Regions from separate parts of the Homo sapiens genome. Here region 1 is linked to region 2. A link is a loop called in an ENCODE intact Hi-C map of the cell type or tissue named here. Cell type or tissue: dorsolateral prefrontal cortex. All regions are shown on one strand. Each heading gives the region's core, and the rest is flanking DNA. Links, peaks and the distances in the headings are about the cores only.

The links. Peaks named below come from ENCODE experiments on the same cell type or tissue, not always from the same donor. Only the 100,000 strongest peaks of a DNase experiment are listed, where the experiment ranks them.
Region 1: it touches region 2 in a loop (5-fold over the local background); 25 of 110 quality-filtered maps call a loop at or near these places.

What each region holds. Positions count from the first base shown.
Region 1 is chr7:117,669,866-117,678,212 of GRCh38, forward strand. No RefSeq gene overlaps it. Among named protein-coding and RNA genes, the nearest start is that of CFTR-AS2, 27 kb to the left of the region's middle. RefSeq lists an enhancer at 3,750-4,323 and a cis regulatory region at 4,180-4,193. In dorsolateral prefrontal cortex, for the core only: CTCF peaks have their summits at 156 (motif pointing right), 4,170 (motif pointing left) and 4,377; DNase peaks (open chromatin) are centred at 126 and 3,656; H3K4me3 peaks cover 942 bases; H3K27ac peaks cover 1,786 bases.
Region 2 is chr7:117,455,366-117,463,712 of GRCh38, forward strand. The region is part of intron 1 of LOC105375468 (a long non-coding RNA gene); the gene reads left to right. Among named protein-coding and RNA genes, the nearest start is that of CFTR, 20 kb to the right of the region's middle. RefSeq lists a cis regulatory region at 3,812-3,825. In dorsolateral prefrontal cortex, for the core only: CTCF peaks have their summits at 3,822 (motif pointing right) and 4,023; no DNase peak of the experiment used is centred there.

The sequences.
Region 1 (8,347 bases), core at 75-8,074, 210 kb after region 2:
GGCTTCTTTAGTTCCTTTTTTTCTTCCTTGTTGAGCTTCTTCATGAAATGTGCAGTTGCTAGCATGTGGTGGACGGACTGCAGATCCCTACTGAATGCCAGGCCCTCCGGCCCTGTGTTCTCTTTCTTGGAGAGGTTTGTTTTCACACGTAACCCCAAGAGGGCAGTCTCAGAGCGTGTTCTAGTCTAGTTCTTTTTTTAAAATTACTAAACTTTATTTTTTTTAGGGCAGTTTTAGGTTCCCATCAAAATTGAACAAAAAGTATGGAGAGTTCACATATAACTTCTCCATACATGATAGCCTCCCCCATTCAACATCCCACACTAAAGTAGTACATTTGTTACAACTGTGAAAGCAAATAGAATTTCAAGACCCCAAGCTCACTATGCCAAAGGGCAAGTTAAGCTTCAGAGCTGAATTACTCAATATTGCCTTCCTTTTGTTCCCTAACAGCCGTAACTTCACAATCTTGTGTGATAGCCTCATCCATAAACCAGGTTCCCACAATGATAGAAGGCCACATATCTCCCCAAATGACCTCCCTCACAATTGTGCCCAAGGAAAATCCTTGTGAGACCCTATCTTTTAGGATACATATCCCTCCTATAAAATAGCCCTAAAACTGAGTTATGTTGAATTTCACCCTGATGATGTCAATTACCAGCTTGTCTTCATAGGCACAGGACGCGGGCAAGACCAGAAATCATCGTGCTGTCTACCCTGCAATGAACACATAATTGACTTTTCCTTTACTCCCTCTTTTTACCTATAAAATTTGGATTTACTGAACACTAACCAAAGCCTCCCCTGAATAGAACCATTTGCCTCACTGCCTACCCTCTATCCTCTTTTCCTTCTCCGTGTTTGCACTTTACTCTTTAAATATTAAAGTTCCCAAACCCTCTTTGGAAAAGCACAGGTCACAGATGCTCCTCTGGCTTGTGTTCTTCCTGGGTGCATCTGCAAACTTTGGCTAAACAAACCTCTATCGATTAAGACACCTGCCTCAGTCACTTTTTCCTTAACACAACCAATGAACCTACATTGACACATTATTATTGCCCAAACACAATAGTTTATATTAGGGTTCATTATTGGTATTTTACATTTCATGGGTTTGGACAAATGTGTAATGACAAGTTAACTACCATTACAGTATCTTACAGGGTAGTTTCACTGCCCAAAAAATACTTTGTGCTCTGCATATTCATTCCCCTTTCTCCCCTAACTTTTGGCAACCACTGACCTTTTTATTGTCTCCATAGTTTTGCCTTTACCAGAATGTCATCTACTTAGAATTACGCAGTATGTGGCCTTTTCAGATTGGCTTCTTTCACTTAGTAATATGCATTTAAGTTTCCTCCGTATCTTTTCATGGCTTGATAGCTCATTTCTTTTTAGTGCTGAATTATATTCTATTGTCAGATGTACCACAGTTTATTCATTGACCTACTAAAGGACATCTTGGTTGCTTCAACGTTTTGGCAATTTTCAATAAAGCTGCTGAAACATCTGTGTGTGGGTTTTTGTGTAAATATAAGTTTTAATTTCTTTGGGTAAGTACCAAGGAGTTCAATTGTTGGATCATATAGTAAAAGATGTTTCGTTTTGTAAGAAACTGCCAAACTGTCTTCAAAGTGGCTGTACCATTTTGCAGTCCCACCAGTAACGAATGGGAGTTGTGGTTGCTCCTTATCATTGCCAGCATTTGGTGTCCTCGGCGTTTTAGAATTTGGCCATTCTAATAGTTTTGTGGTGGTATCTCATTGTTATTTCAATTTGCATTTCCCTGATGACATGATGTGGAGTATGTTTTCATATGCTTATTTGCCAGCTGTGTATCTTTTTTGGCAAGGCATCTGTTAAGGTCTTTGGCCCGTGTTTTGATCAGGTTGTGTCTTGTTGTTGAGTTCCTTTACTGGATTTCTTTTGTTAGCATGGTATAACTTTATCCATCCCTTTATTAATCTACCTGGGGCTTTAAATTTAACTAGGTTTCTTATAGACATCATGTAAGTCTTGCTTTTTGATTCACTCTCACAATCTTTGTTTTTTAGCTCTTGACATTTAAAATGATTATTGATATAATTGGATTAATATCTACCATATTTATTCCTGTTTTCTGTTTGTTTCCTTTGTTCTTTATTCCTATTTTTACTTTCCCCATTTTTTTGCCTTTTTAAATTTTATTGAGCATTTTACAGGATTCTATTTTCTCACCTTCTTAACATAGCAATTCTTCTTTTTTTAAACTTTTTTAGTGGTTGCCCTACAGTTTGCAATAAACATTTACAAGTGACCTATGTGCCTTTAAATAACAATATTCCATTTCATATCAGTGCAAGTACCTTAAATTACAAATTTCTAGCTTCTGTCCCTTTTACCATTTCAGGTATTCATTTCATTTATATATTAGCTTATATATATCCCTACACTTGATTTTTCCTCATATGAGATTTTCTTTCCTCTTTCCCATTTAAAAAAATAAAATAAACTATTATAGCCACAGACTTTCTATTTTTATTTGTTTTCTGTATTGAAGTCTTGATTTTGGGGCTTTACTTGTCCCTGTCTATGCCCACTCCTATCTGACACACACTTTCTTAATTTATTTCCTAGTTGTTTCACTTTGTTTATCTTCATTATGAGGAAAAAAAGCCAAAACCTGAAATGAATATGCTTCCTTCCAGTAACCAGGGACCTTCCATGGTTGGGAAATTGTTACCTATTCGAGTGAAAGGCTAATAAAACCCCCAAGGTAAATATTTTAGTACTTCACTAAAGAAAGAACCTCAAATACTATGTGGAAGACAATTTAAAATGAGGTTTAAAGAGCTCAATATAAAAACCTGTTTGACCTGTTAAAACAGGTGTGGACAATCACAATTCCCTATTTAAAAATACAGTGAAAAAACCTACAAATGCAAGACAAATACATTGGAGCATGAGAACTCCAAATTGTTAGGTTAGGAATTAGAAGCTGTTCCCAGTGTGTAGAGCTAAGAGACCCAAGTCATTGTCAGTTGACAGGGAGCCGGGACTCAATACCTGTGTACTTTCTCAGAGAAAGGAGAGGTCTTGGCAAAATTTTGGGTTTATCCTTAATTCCATACAATGGGAATATTCAATTGCTCTTTAATCACTCAGTATTGATAGGGACAGGGGGCAGAGAAATTCTAGGCAGAAAAGGGCGGGACCCTGGTGAAACCCCACCCTCAATCCGAAAAACCTGAAACTGCCACCGAAAGTGAGAACTTCTATCCCTGTTTTCCCACTCGAATGTTGCCTTTTTCTAAACTACCCGTGGCCTGCTCCACCCCCATCCTTTGCCTATAAAAACCCCAGACTCAGTTGGTAGATGGGACTATAACTGGACATTGGAGAGAAGTGGCTTGACTTCAGAGCGACAGCTTGACAGCATACTTTGGAGAAGAATCTGAGAGGAGAAGGCAAGACTTCAGGGGAAGATTACCTATCTGCCCTGTCCCCTGTTCAGCTCTATTTCCCACTGAAAGCCACTTTCATCAGCAATAAAATCCCTCATTTACCATCCTTCAATTCGTTCATGTGACCTCATTTTTTCTGGACGCCAGACAAGAGCTTGGAGGCCACGAGTATGGATACAAAAGGCTGTCACACTGGCTGTTTGCCCTTGCTGGTGGAGGGCAGCTGCCTCACATGAAAAGGCAAAGAGCTCACTGAGCTGTTAACACTTAAGCCTTCCGCAGACGGCAGAGCTGAAAGAGCACTGCAACACACCCTCTGGGCCTCAGGCTCTCAGGCACTCCTACCTGGTTGCGCCGCTGGGCCCGCACAGAGTTTGCTACTGCCGGCACCTGAAAGCGGTTGGCTGGTTCCTGCACTCGCTCGTTCTGGTTCCTGCACTTATTCATTCGCACGCTCCCTCCCACAAGGGGTAGACGGGGCGGGATGGGTAAATGAGGCACCCCTGTCTCAAGTCCCGTGAAGGCGTCAGGGAAATAATCTGCTTCAGTTTCTCTAGTTGTAAAATGGTTAAGAACATTATGAAAGGTGGTCAACAACTTTATAAGTGAATATGCTAATGCTGGCCTTAATTCTAAAATGCTACTTGGATCAAAAGTTATGATTCAGTTCCAATACATCTTCTATTCATTGAAGTACAGAATCTGTACACAAAGTACAATTGTATCTTCAAAAACTGCCACCTTGTGGAGATTTGGTTTTATTGTTAAGACAGCCAGTGCCAACAACAGAAATGAGTACAGAGCCTCACATACTAATGTAAGTGAATCTCAAAGACATTTTATCTTTAAGCCATTTTGAAAAGTAGAAATTAAGCCTGAATAGTTTTGGGGCACAAATTGCTCTTTAACTCTCTTCTTTCCCATTCACCTTTGTCACTGATGGAATAATAGAAGGAGCAATCTTTATCAGCAATGGCAGATGTGCTGATAAATGAAACCAAAACTGAATTGACAAATATTGACACAAATACTTATAGAAGCAATTTAAAAATCTACCTTGCAATTAATCCTTATGAAATTTAAGTCATAATTTACTAAAAATTATAATATAAAGAAATAAACTTTCTCTGTTTTATTAAAAGAAAGGATCAATACATTTGGCCACAATTGATTGGCCATAATTTTTGTCAATGTTCTATAAGCTAATTGAAAATAAGACTATTTTAAATATAATTATCTCCCTTCTCCTTTGCCTTTTCATTGGCAGCAGGTGCCATGGGCTTATTCATATTCTAAAAGAGAAGTTGTGTGAGCAAATTTGTCATCATAGGCAATCCTCTTGTAAGGAAAAAATTATGATTTGATTTTTATTTTCTCTTATCTCCTAATTGGGTCAGATACTCCAGTGTCCTCGGGGAGCCAAACCAGGAGCCAGTGTGTCCTTACACAAACACAGCTTCCTTCCTGCTTGGAGCTCACACCAAGCATTTGCATTTGAACCAAGCAATGTTGACAGGCTATTGAGCCACAGAAGTTAAACATTCCAAGTGAGCCTGAGACGACCATTACATTCTTTTACATTTTCTGGTCGATTAAAATTTTAATTGTTTAAAATTTCAAATAGATACAAAAATAGACATAGAGTATAATAAACTTCACACCCCTGTCACTGAACTTCAATAGTTATCAGCTCACAGTCAATCTTATTTCATCTATGCTCCCTCATGCTTCCCTCCTATATTATTTTGTGCAAATCCAAACAGCATATAACTTTAGCTCTATGTGTCTCTAAAAGACACGGCTTTCTCTATCATTCTTTTTCTTTTGAAACTGATCCATATTACCTTTACCAGAACTAGAAAAACAGTCATCTTTAATATCCTCAAATATTCACTCCATGTATAAACGTCATTGTCAGTTTTTTCCCAAATATAGGTAGTCCTCATGTTGCACATTAATATGGCACTATGAAAATCACCATGCAAGATAATTTAAATAATTAATGGGGGAAAAATTGTTCCATGACCTTTAAAAATATTAAAAATTTAAAACTTTCTTACTGTTGGTTATAAACAATAGGGACACAAAAATAGTGAAACATTTAGTAAGTAATTTAAAACATTAGAAACACTGAGAATTAAAATGTTTCTTTTAAACTACTTATCAAGAGTAGTTTGAGCAATACTTGGTTTCTTTTGGTTATGTAACTTGCAATATGAAGAAAGCATCTTTTCTATGCCTGGGCAAGTTGTCATACTCCTTTCTAATTTAGGACCAGCTTCCAACATTGTATCCTTCGTGACTTCAATGTTGTAAAATATCTCCAAGAGTTTGTTTAAGGTAATGATTTTTGCTGATGTCACCTCCTCTGGGGCATCTGACAGGCATTCCTGCTAGGTCAACCTATAGCAGAGGGTGGAAGGGCCCAGAGATGGCAAGAGAGAAAAGGGGGGAACCTTTTAGAGGTGATTAGGCTATGAGGGCTCTGCTTTCATGAATGGATTAATGCCATTACGGCAGTGAGTTCATTATAAAAGGACAAGTTTGGCCCCCTTCTCTCTCTTTCTTGCTCTCTTTTGGCCCTTTTGCCTTCTGCCATGGGATGACACAGCACAAAAACCCTCACCAGATGCTGACCCCTTGATACTGGACTTCCCAGCCTCCAGAACTGTAAGCCAACAAATGTGTGTTCTTTATAAATTACCCCAGCTGTGGCATTCTGTTATAGCAGTACAAAATAGATCAAGACAAAGGGGGATTGCAGGCAGGAAGGGAGCCCCTGACCTCTTAGTTTCACTCATCTGGAATTTAGCCACTACAACACAGAGCTGGGGCTTGAGGGGATAAGAAATGCTATTGACCTGCACTTCCCAGGGTGATAGTACAGTTACAGGCTGTAAACTCAAGGGAGAGGGAATGCCATCATCTTGGCCACATCAGCCTGGAGTAGAGCTTCTATCACACCAAGTTGGGGGAGGGAAGAGGGAGCAGCTTGTGACTGAAGTGCCATAAACTTTTGTTCTTACTGAGATTAGTATATTTTCTGGAATAAACGCTGCTGCTTTTGCTGTATGTGCTTAGGGCCATTTTCAGAGACTTTAAATGATTGATAATTGTTACCAGTAATGGTTATTTTGATGGGTAGTTGGTCCACAGAGCTCCTCACCTTGCTGTTCTAGAAATTGTCTTTTAGCTTAGTATTAATTCCTGAATTTTTCAGTTTTTCTGATCTTTTACCTCCAGGATGACTCTTTGAAACAACTCTAAATTATTGACTGAAACTTTTATGTATAATTCTCATTTTGTTCTTCACACAATCTCTGTGAAGGAGGTTCTAAGAACTAAGAGGCTTAGAGAGGGTAAGGATCTTCCCAGAAATTACACAGCACTCCCAGATTTGGAACCTTTAGAAAGTTTATATACTTATTGGAAAACTTAGCTCATTTTTAATCAGAGGGAAGTCATTTTACAGTGCCCCATACAGGGAGTCAGATAACTACTTCCTAGTTAGGTTTTCCTCTCTATAGAGAGTCAACCAGCCCTGCTGTACTTTCCCGTGGGATCTGAAACTGCAGAAATCTACTGAGAAAAACAGAATGCTCACAGCAGGATAAAGCTCATGTTTTCTAGAGCTACTAAGATTCAGGCTTATGCCTCTGTGTTTGATTTTTTAATAGTCTTGCTAATGTCAAAGTGATTCTATCTTACACACCCCAAAGTCTGTAAAGGTATAATAACAAGGGGTGAGATTGTCTTAAATCTGCAGTTTCTTGATCTGTTTAGTGGGCTACTATAGGTTACTGCAGGACCTCTCAAGGTTTCTAGTATGCAAAGGTGCATTTTGACTCTGTAAGAGTGGAATATCATATGTAATGTTTCTCAATTGATTTGTCTACATAACCGTATTTTCTTGTGCCATTTATATCCTGTGTTTTGGGGAAGGTTGGCCTAGAACATTTATTCTAAAAGGAAAGGGCATGGGAAATTCTTACCATTGGCAGTGTCGGGGAGGAAAAAATGCATACTTCTTACCCATTTAGTTTATTTTGCTAGTTTACAAATTAAATTGAGATAAGACAGATTAATAGGAGAAAATCAACTTTAATTATGTGTGTATACATGGGAGTCCCACAAAAATGTAAGACTCAAGGAAGCAGCCAGATGATTGAGACCTATATATTATCCTGAGCTACAGAAAGGGATAAGGGTTTGGGGCTTTTGCGGGGTTGTGGAGGCAAATTTTGGGAAGGCGAGGAGAGGAAATGTATGATCAATAAATGTTGCCTTGTTGTGCAGATAAAAGTGTCTTAGGTGATAAAGATGTTTCCAAAGAGTAGTTCTCTTCATGGTACAGATATTTTACTCATGATCATTTCCTTTATAGATATAAATTTCCTTTACGAAAGGGGGAATTTTATTTTATGTAGTTAGTGGAGAAGTCGGTAAAGAGCTTTTCCTGTATTGGCTGATTCTCAGTTTTTTTTAGCTCAAAATGATCAATATGCCGAAGTGGCATGTTCTGAAATGACATATTCTGAATCCTTTCAGCTGGAATATATTTGTATATCAACAGTGTTTCCATCTGTCAGCCCTTAGGGTCTGCTTATGGAAGATATAAGCACCTGGATGACCATGACGAAAATCTGGAGATTTTGAGAAAACACTGGTGCAAGGCTCCATCCAAAATCAATTAAAGAAGAATCTTGGAAGATGGGGTTAGGTCACTGATAGCTTGAAAGGCATCCCAGGTGATTCTAATACGCAGCCAGTTGAGAAGCACGGATTTTTTTATTGGGTTTTTCAGGCTGGCTGAAAGAACTGCGATGCTCAGGAAACCAGGGGTGCCTGGCAGGAGTTTGACCGGGGAGACTGAAGCCTGTCAACAGGGACAAGAACGGTAG
Region 2 (8,347 bases), core at 141-8,140:
ATGATTATTATACATTCCATGCCTGTACCAAAATATCTAATGTACTCTATAAGTATATACACTTACTATGTACCCACAAAAAAATTTTAAAAAGAAATATATACAGCTATAGGAAAACATATAGGGAATGAAATTTTAGAGTAAACAGAATTGAAGGATTTTGCTGTTGCAGGAACTAACAGATACATAATTTTTCTTCTGAATAGATGAAGGTAGAAAGGCAAAATGGTTGGAGTTAAATCTTGAAAGATATGTTTAGGATAAATATAATCTTTTTTGATAAATCCTGGAATATTAGAAATAGAGATCTTCCCTTAAAAATTTTCAAAAGAAAAATTTTAAGTAAAGAGAATTACTGTATTATTTAAGAAGTAGAAGTCATGGAGATTGAAAATATAGTTGTAAATAAGGGTTTATATAGGTTCACGTACTCTATTAAGAAAAAATAAGGATATTATGAGACTTCAACCGTAACTCGTTTTTAATTAATTCATTAATTTGTTTGTTTGTTTGTAAAGCCAGGGTCTTCCCATCTTGCCCAGGCTGGTCTTGAATTCCTGGCCTCAAGCAATCCTTAAGCTGATAGCATGTAAGGCAACTATACTGTCCCACATCACATGCTGTAGTCACATCTTTAAAGCCAGATGAATTAGCTTAAAGGTTATCTGTTAAACTTTCAATCTCCAACAAACTGTTCATTCATCTGTACTTTAACACTTCCAATATTAGGAAGAACACAATTTCATTTCATCATTGGACTATTCAGACATTCTGCTTTTGTTTGCTTGTTTGTTTGTTTTCTTGAGACAGAGTCTCACTCTGTTGCCAGGCTGGAGTGCAGTGGCACCATCTTGGTTCACTGCAACCTCCGACTCCCTGGTTCAAGTGATTCTCCTGCCTCAGCCTCCCTAATAGCTGGGATTACAGGCATGCACCACCATGCCCAGCTAATTTTTTTTTTTTTTTTTTTTTTTTAGTAGAGACAGGGTTTCACCATGTTGGCTAGGATGGTCTCCATCTCCTGACCTCGTGGTCTGCCTGCCTCAGCCTCCCAAAGTACTGGGATTACAGGCGTAAGCCACTGCGGACAGCCAGACATACTGTTTTATGTTGAGAGTATATCTTCATCCTTTTACTTTCCAGCCTAGGGTCTTATTCCTTTCATGAGACTATGCAGAGCAAGTCTAATGTTTTCACCCCATGAGCATTTCAAATATTCGAAGACCTTGTCAAATATTTCCTGCTTTCTTCCTCTTAATCTTAATCATGGCTCAAGATTAGTAGCCACGACTAGAGAGGCCAAGATACTAGAGAATAAAGTTCAGATTTTGCTCTTAAGATGCTTATAGATTTCTAACAGGCTACAAAAGCACTTGACTATAAAGGAAAATATGAATAAATCAGACTTCATTAAAATTAAGAACTTTTCATCAAATGATACTATTAATATAAGTGAAAAGTCAACTTACAGAGAGAAAGAAGATATTTGCAATATACTATGTCTGATGAAGAACTTATATCCAGAATATATGAAGAACTCCTAAAAATCAATAAGAGGTAACATACGAGATAACAGAAAAATGAGCAGATAAATTGAACTGGTACTTCACAAATGAATACATTCAGTTGGCCAATAAACATATGAAAATGTACTCAAAATTATTAATTATCAGAAAATATAATTTTAAACTACAAAATACTTCTACTTACCACAATGACTGACATTAAAACAAAATCCCTGATAATACATAGTATTGTCTTAGAGGTGGAACAACTAGAACTCCCATATGCTCTTGGTAGATTGTAAATTATGAATTGGTACTAACATTTTGGAAAATGATGGAAATATTTACTAAAATTGAACATATGCAAATCCTATGACACAGATTTTTTCCTCCTTGCATATTCCTTAAGATGCAAAAACAAAACAATCCAAATATTCATTGACAGTAGGATGATATATTTATCAAGAGTACACATACAATGGAACACTATGTAGTAAGGAAATAACTACCTTTATATACAATAACATGAATGAATCCCACAAACACAAATTTAGTGACAGAAGCCAGACACTAGATAGTACATACTGCAATTTCACTTACCTGAAATTCAAAAACATGCAAAACAAATTGATAGTGGTAGAAGTCAGAATAGTTTCTTCTGGGAGGAGATAATTATTGAAAGATGATGGGAGGGAGGCTTCTGTTTTGCTGATTTTATACTCTATTTCTTGATCTAGTGGTAGCTACTTGGATGTATTCACTTTGTAAAAGTTTGTTGAGATGTATATCTATGTATCTGTCTCTATATATATGTATATATGACTCATATATACATATATAGCTCATATATATATATGAATTGTATACTTTTCTGTATGTATATTAAATTTCAAAAAAATTAACTTTAGAAGGAAAAATTGGCCCTAGGTGGGTCTAAAAGTTCCAGTTACCTAAAATGTAGGGCTGCCATATTGTGTAATCGGTGAGTCTGTACTTTTATAATAAGCACAATATAAAAATACTGAAACTTATGCTGCACGTAACAAATTAAGTTTTGTATTGGGACAATCTGAAAAATACACAGACAGTCATTTCCTAATCCTTCTCCCCCAGTAAAAGAATTCTAGCTCATTCCTTTTTTAGCATGACAGCTGGGCAGTAAATGAGTCAATCACTGATCCAAATTTGTTTTAGACTGGGGTTTTAGAACATATATGAACTGCTCAACGTAGGTTTGGCACATATCAAGCACCTAAGATATAAATTATTATCAATTTTTTGATATTTGCATCCCACTTTACTCTTGAGTTTGCTGCTAACTGAAATATCAGAGTCTCTTTCACAAATGGTACCACTACAAACCTCATGCTTGTGCAAATTTTGAACCTATGTAGTAATTCCTGTTTTATTTTGGTACAATTTGTTCAATTTCCAGTCTGTTGAAATCTTTATGGATTGGGATTTACTTAATTTTATATTCAACATTGGTGAAAATGTTGGTCAGGGAGGACTAAAGATGAAGCCCTGTAGACCATCCTTATTAACTTCTATCTTGGCTCACAGTGATCCATTAGACCCTTTTGGACATGGTCATTCAGTCAATTATGACTAGTGCTAATGGAACTCACATCTAGTCCATGCTTATTTGGTCAATAAGAATGTAAAGATAGAAATGACATAAAATGGCTGGGCGCAGTGCCTCACGCCTGTAATCCCAGCACTTTGGGAGGCCAAGGTGGGTGGACCACCTGAGGTCAGGAGTTTGAGACCAGCCTGGCCAACGTGGTGAAACCCCATCTCTACTAAGAATACAAAAATTAGCCAGCCATCGTGGTGGGCACCCGTAATCCCAGCTCCTCGGGAGGCTGAGACAGGAGAATCGCTTGAACGCAGGAGGCGGAGGTCGCACTGAGCCGAGATCGCGCCACTGCACTTCAGCCTGGGCAACAAAGAGTGAGACTCAGTTTCAAAAAAGAAAAAAAGAAAGAAATGACATAAAATATCTTTCATAATATTTTTAGATGTCTGTTAGATGTTTGTACTCTTATTTTAGCATGGTCATTTACCTAAACTTTGTTAAAATAGTGAAATATTTCCAAAGCCTCCTAATTTTTTTTACGCCAATCCTAACTCACAGGCAACATTTAATGTATGAATATTGCTTCCAAGAAGAGTGGTGGGATAATATGATGGCAAATTAATCTGGTATAATGAAAAATGTTATAACACTAAATTTTTTTTGTATAAAAGTGTGCTTTTCCGGGATGTTGTTTGAAGCTTCTTTACTTTTCACTTTTCTCTTTTCACCAGCAGAGGGCAGGTAAGGAAGAGAGAAGAAAATACTATAAAAGTATCTCGTCCTCTATTCAACTATTTAAAACACTTCTCTGATACATTTACAAAGTGAGCTATTTTGTTTTCTCTTTAGTTATGCTATTTTGAAAATAATTGATCTAAGTATAAATTTTAATTTCTTACATATATTTGGTTTAATGAATCTCCAATGAAATTTGTACTTTGAATTTTTAATTGTTTATAAACCAATTATAAATTCAGACTTGAAAAGTCTGAATATTCTTTATATTTTGAAGTGATAAAAATGTCCCCTTTTATTTTGGGTAATTCAATTAATTAGACTTTTTCCTTTTATGGTTTTCTAATTCAATTATGGGTAAGTTTATGTGAATGTTTTCCATAGACATCTTAATATAGCCATTTGGTCATTTCCTTCAACATGCAGAGTTGTTAAGCATGGTTTTCAGTTTTATTAATCAAGTAATGTATCTTATAAACATAACTGAAGGAAACTCAAATGGGATGTGATGGAGTTTTTTTTTTTTTTTTTTTTTTTCAATAATATACCTTACAGGAATGTTTAAATATAGTTTTAGTAAGTATATTAGGATATTTTCTCTTGAAACTTTAAATTTAATTAATAATAAAACATCTTTTTCAAAACATTAGATGATGTGATAAACTATGTAATTCAACAGTTCAGAACAGCTTGCATGTAACCTTTGTTAAATCAAAAGTCAGGTGGCAACCTGGATTTTTGCCTGTTCAGCTTGAATAATGGCATTGTTCTGGAAGTACAGTAGTGGAGAGAGATTGAGTAATTCCTGGGAAGATAAATCCCCATATTGCTTATTCCAAGTACTAGAAATTACTTCTTTCCTTTGCTTATTGATTACCTCATCTTTAAGAATCTTTTTTTAACTGTCAAGCAAGGTTATGTATTAGGACTCCCCTTGGTCATACTAAGGAATATTTCCAAATACTGGACAAAAATGAACTTCCTCAGGTCACCTAATGAATACAAGCTTATAGTTATTATAGCTTAGAACATAGGTGTAGGGAAGAAAACAAAGAAAGGATCCCCGGGACTAAGCAAAAAGGAAATTCTTCCAATTAGGCAGAGTGATGAAGCTTCAGGCCTAGGGTTGCTGTGACAGCCTCTTTACTGATTGCCCATACGATGTCTTCCTTTTCCACTAGGCCACCATGTGTATTTATTCTACTTTTTTCTTTCTAAAATGCAACACGTTGATGTTATTTCCTTACTCAAAACCCCATACTAACTCCCTTTTGCCAATGATAGTAGGTGTGGGACTTCTTTTCTGCCATTTCAGACTCTGAACAAGGTCTCAATCTGATTTTCCACATTTACTCCTTCCTCTGCTTTTCACAAACCATGCAAACAGTGCGATTTCAAAAGTATGTCCCTTTCTACTCATATCTTTCTCAGTCATCTCTGCCTGTCAGAGGCCCTTTGTCTTTCTTTTTATTTAGTTTAATTTAATTTATTTATTATTATTATTATTATACTTTAAGTTGTAGGGTACATGTGCACAACGTGCAGGTTTGTTACATATGTATACATGTGCCATGTTGGTGTGCCCATTAACTCGTCATTTACATTAGGTATATCTCCTAATGCTATCCCTCCCCACTCCCCCAACCCCACGACAGGCCATGGTGTGTGATGTTCCCCATCCTGTGTCCAAGTGTTCTCATTGTTCAATTCCCACCTATGAATGAGAACATGCGGTGTTTGGTTTTCTGTCCTTGCGACAGTTTGCTCAGAATGATGGTTTCCAGCTTCATCCATGTCCCTACAAAGGACATGAACTCATCCTTTTTTATGGCTGCATAGTATTCCATGGTGTATATGTGCAGTGGCCCCTTGTCTTTCAAGATCCATTGTCAATGACATTTTCTCCTGAAGACATATCTTATTCTTAACTGGATGATCTTTGGTGCCCTTAAGTCTCATGGCTATTTGCATCTCTAGAGTGGCCCTCATCATATTCTATTATCTATTATTCGTATTTGTATATTTGTTTCTCTTTATATGCCAACTATAAGCTCCTTGATAGTAGGGACTGTGTCTTGGTGTCCCCAGAGATTAGCATGATGTCCTGCAACTGGCAGAGTCATTCAGAGACACCAGGGCTCTTTGTATTTTTTCAGGCCCTCAGTATATTAAAAACTGAAAAATGCCAGGGTTACAAAATTGTGGCATATTTTAAATGTTACGTCAAAAAATGGATGTGATGAAAACACATACATGCCCACAATAATCCCCAATGTAATTGTGTGCTGCTTAAGATAATTATAGGATTTCTAAAATATTTAACTCATGCTATTTTTAAGTTGGCATAGTCTGATAACTGTACGCAAGTATAGTGTTGTGTGTTTTGCGTGTTTTCTTCTTTCTGTCTTGTCAGTTTACCTCTAGGACTGTTAATCTGAGGCCTTGGCCAACGGACCCTCTGGACTCTCTATGAGGGGCCCTCACATGTAGATCTCTGATAAATGTTCACTGAAATGAGTTCAGTTTAATTACACACCAAAACGATGCTATATATAAATATTATACAATGAATTTCTATTTTTATGTAATCATATTATTCAGAAATAAGGTTGAAAGTTATTAAAGTCTAATTTAATATCTAAATTTAACTTTCAGTTGTTTTACACTTTGAAGGTCAGAGAACTAGATATTGGGGAAGAGTTCTGGGATACATGTGCAGAAGCTGCAAGTTTGTTACACAGGTATACATGTGCTGTGGTGGTTTGCTGCAACCATCAACCCGTCATCTACATTAGGTATTAGGTATTTCTACTAATGCTATCCCTCTCCTTGCTCCCCACCCCCCGACAGGCCCTGGTGTGTGATGTTCCCCTCCCTGTGCCCATAAGTTCTCATTGTTCAACTCCCACTATGAGTGAGAACATGCAGTGTTTGGTTTTCTGTTCCTGTGTTAGTTTGCCGAGAATGATGGTTTCCAGCTTTATCCATTCCCTGCAAAGGACATGAGCTCATTCTTTTTTTTATGGCTGCATAGTATTCCATGGTGTATATGTGTCACATTTTCTTTATCCAGTCTATCATTGATGGGCACTTGGGTTGGTTCCAAGTCTTTGTTATCGTGAATAGTGCTGCAATAAATGTACGTCTGCATGTGTTTTTATAGTAGAATGATTTATAATCCTTTGGATATATATCCAGTAATGGGATTGCTGGGTCAAATGGTATTTCTAGTTCTAGATCCTTGAGGAATTGCCACACTGTCTTTCATAGTGGTTGAACTAATTTACACTCCCACCAACAGTGTAAAAGTGTTCCTATTTCTCCACATACTCTCTAGCATTTGTTGTTTCCTGACAACAGAGTAGAATCGCCATTCTAACTGGCATGAGATGGTATCTCATTGTGGTTTTGATTTGCATTTCTCTAATGACCAATGATGATGAGGTTTTTTTCCATGTTTGTTCTCTGCATAATAATGAGTATCCAAATAGGAAGAGAGGAAGTCAGATTGTCTCTGTTTGCAGATGACATGATTGTATATTTAGAAAACCCCATTGTCTCAGCCACAAAACTCCTTAAGCTGATAAGCAACTTCAGCAAAGTCTCAGAATACAAAATCAATGTGCAAAAATCACAAGCATTCCTATACACCAATAATAGACAAACAGCCAAATCATGAGTGAATTCCCATTCACGATTGCTCCAAAGAGAATAAAATACCTAGGGATACAACTTAACAAGGGATGTGAAGGACCTCTTCAAGGAGAACTACAAACCACTGCTCAAGGAAATAAGAGAGGACACAAACAAATGGAAAAATATTATGCTCATGGATAGGAAGAATCAATATCTTGAAAATGGCCATACTGCCCAAAGTAATTTGTAGATTCAATGATATTCCCATCAAGCTACCATTGACTTTCTTTACAGAATTAGGAAAAACTAGTTTAAATTTCATATGGAACCAAAAGAGAGCCCATCTAGCCAAGACAATCCTTAGCAAAAAGAACAAAGCTGGAGGCATCATGCTATCTGACTTCAAACTATACTACAAGGCTACAGTAACCAAAACAGCATGGTACTGGTACCAAAATGGATATATAGACCCATGGAACAGGACAGAGGCCTCAGAAATAACACCACATATCCACAACCATCTGATCTTTGACAAACCTGACAAAAGCAATGGGGAAAGGATTCCCTCTTTAATAAATGGTGTTGGGAAAACTGGCTAGCCATATGCAGAAAACTGAAACTGGACCCCTTCCTTACACCTTATAAAAAAATTAAGTCAAGATGGATTAAATACTTAAATGTAAGACCTAAAACCATAAAAGCCCTAGAAGATAACCTAGGCAATACCATTCAAGACATAGGCATGGGCAAAGACTTCATGACTAAAACACCAAAAGCAATGGCAACAAAAGTCAAAATTGACAAATGGGATCAAATTAAGAACTTCTTTACAGCAAAAGAAACTATCATCAGAGTGAACAGGCAACCTACAGAATGGGAGAAAATTTTTGCA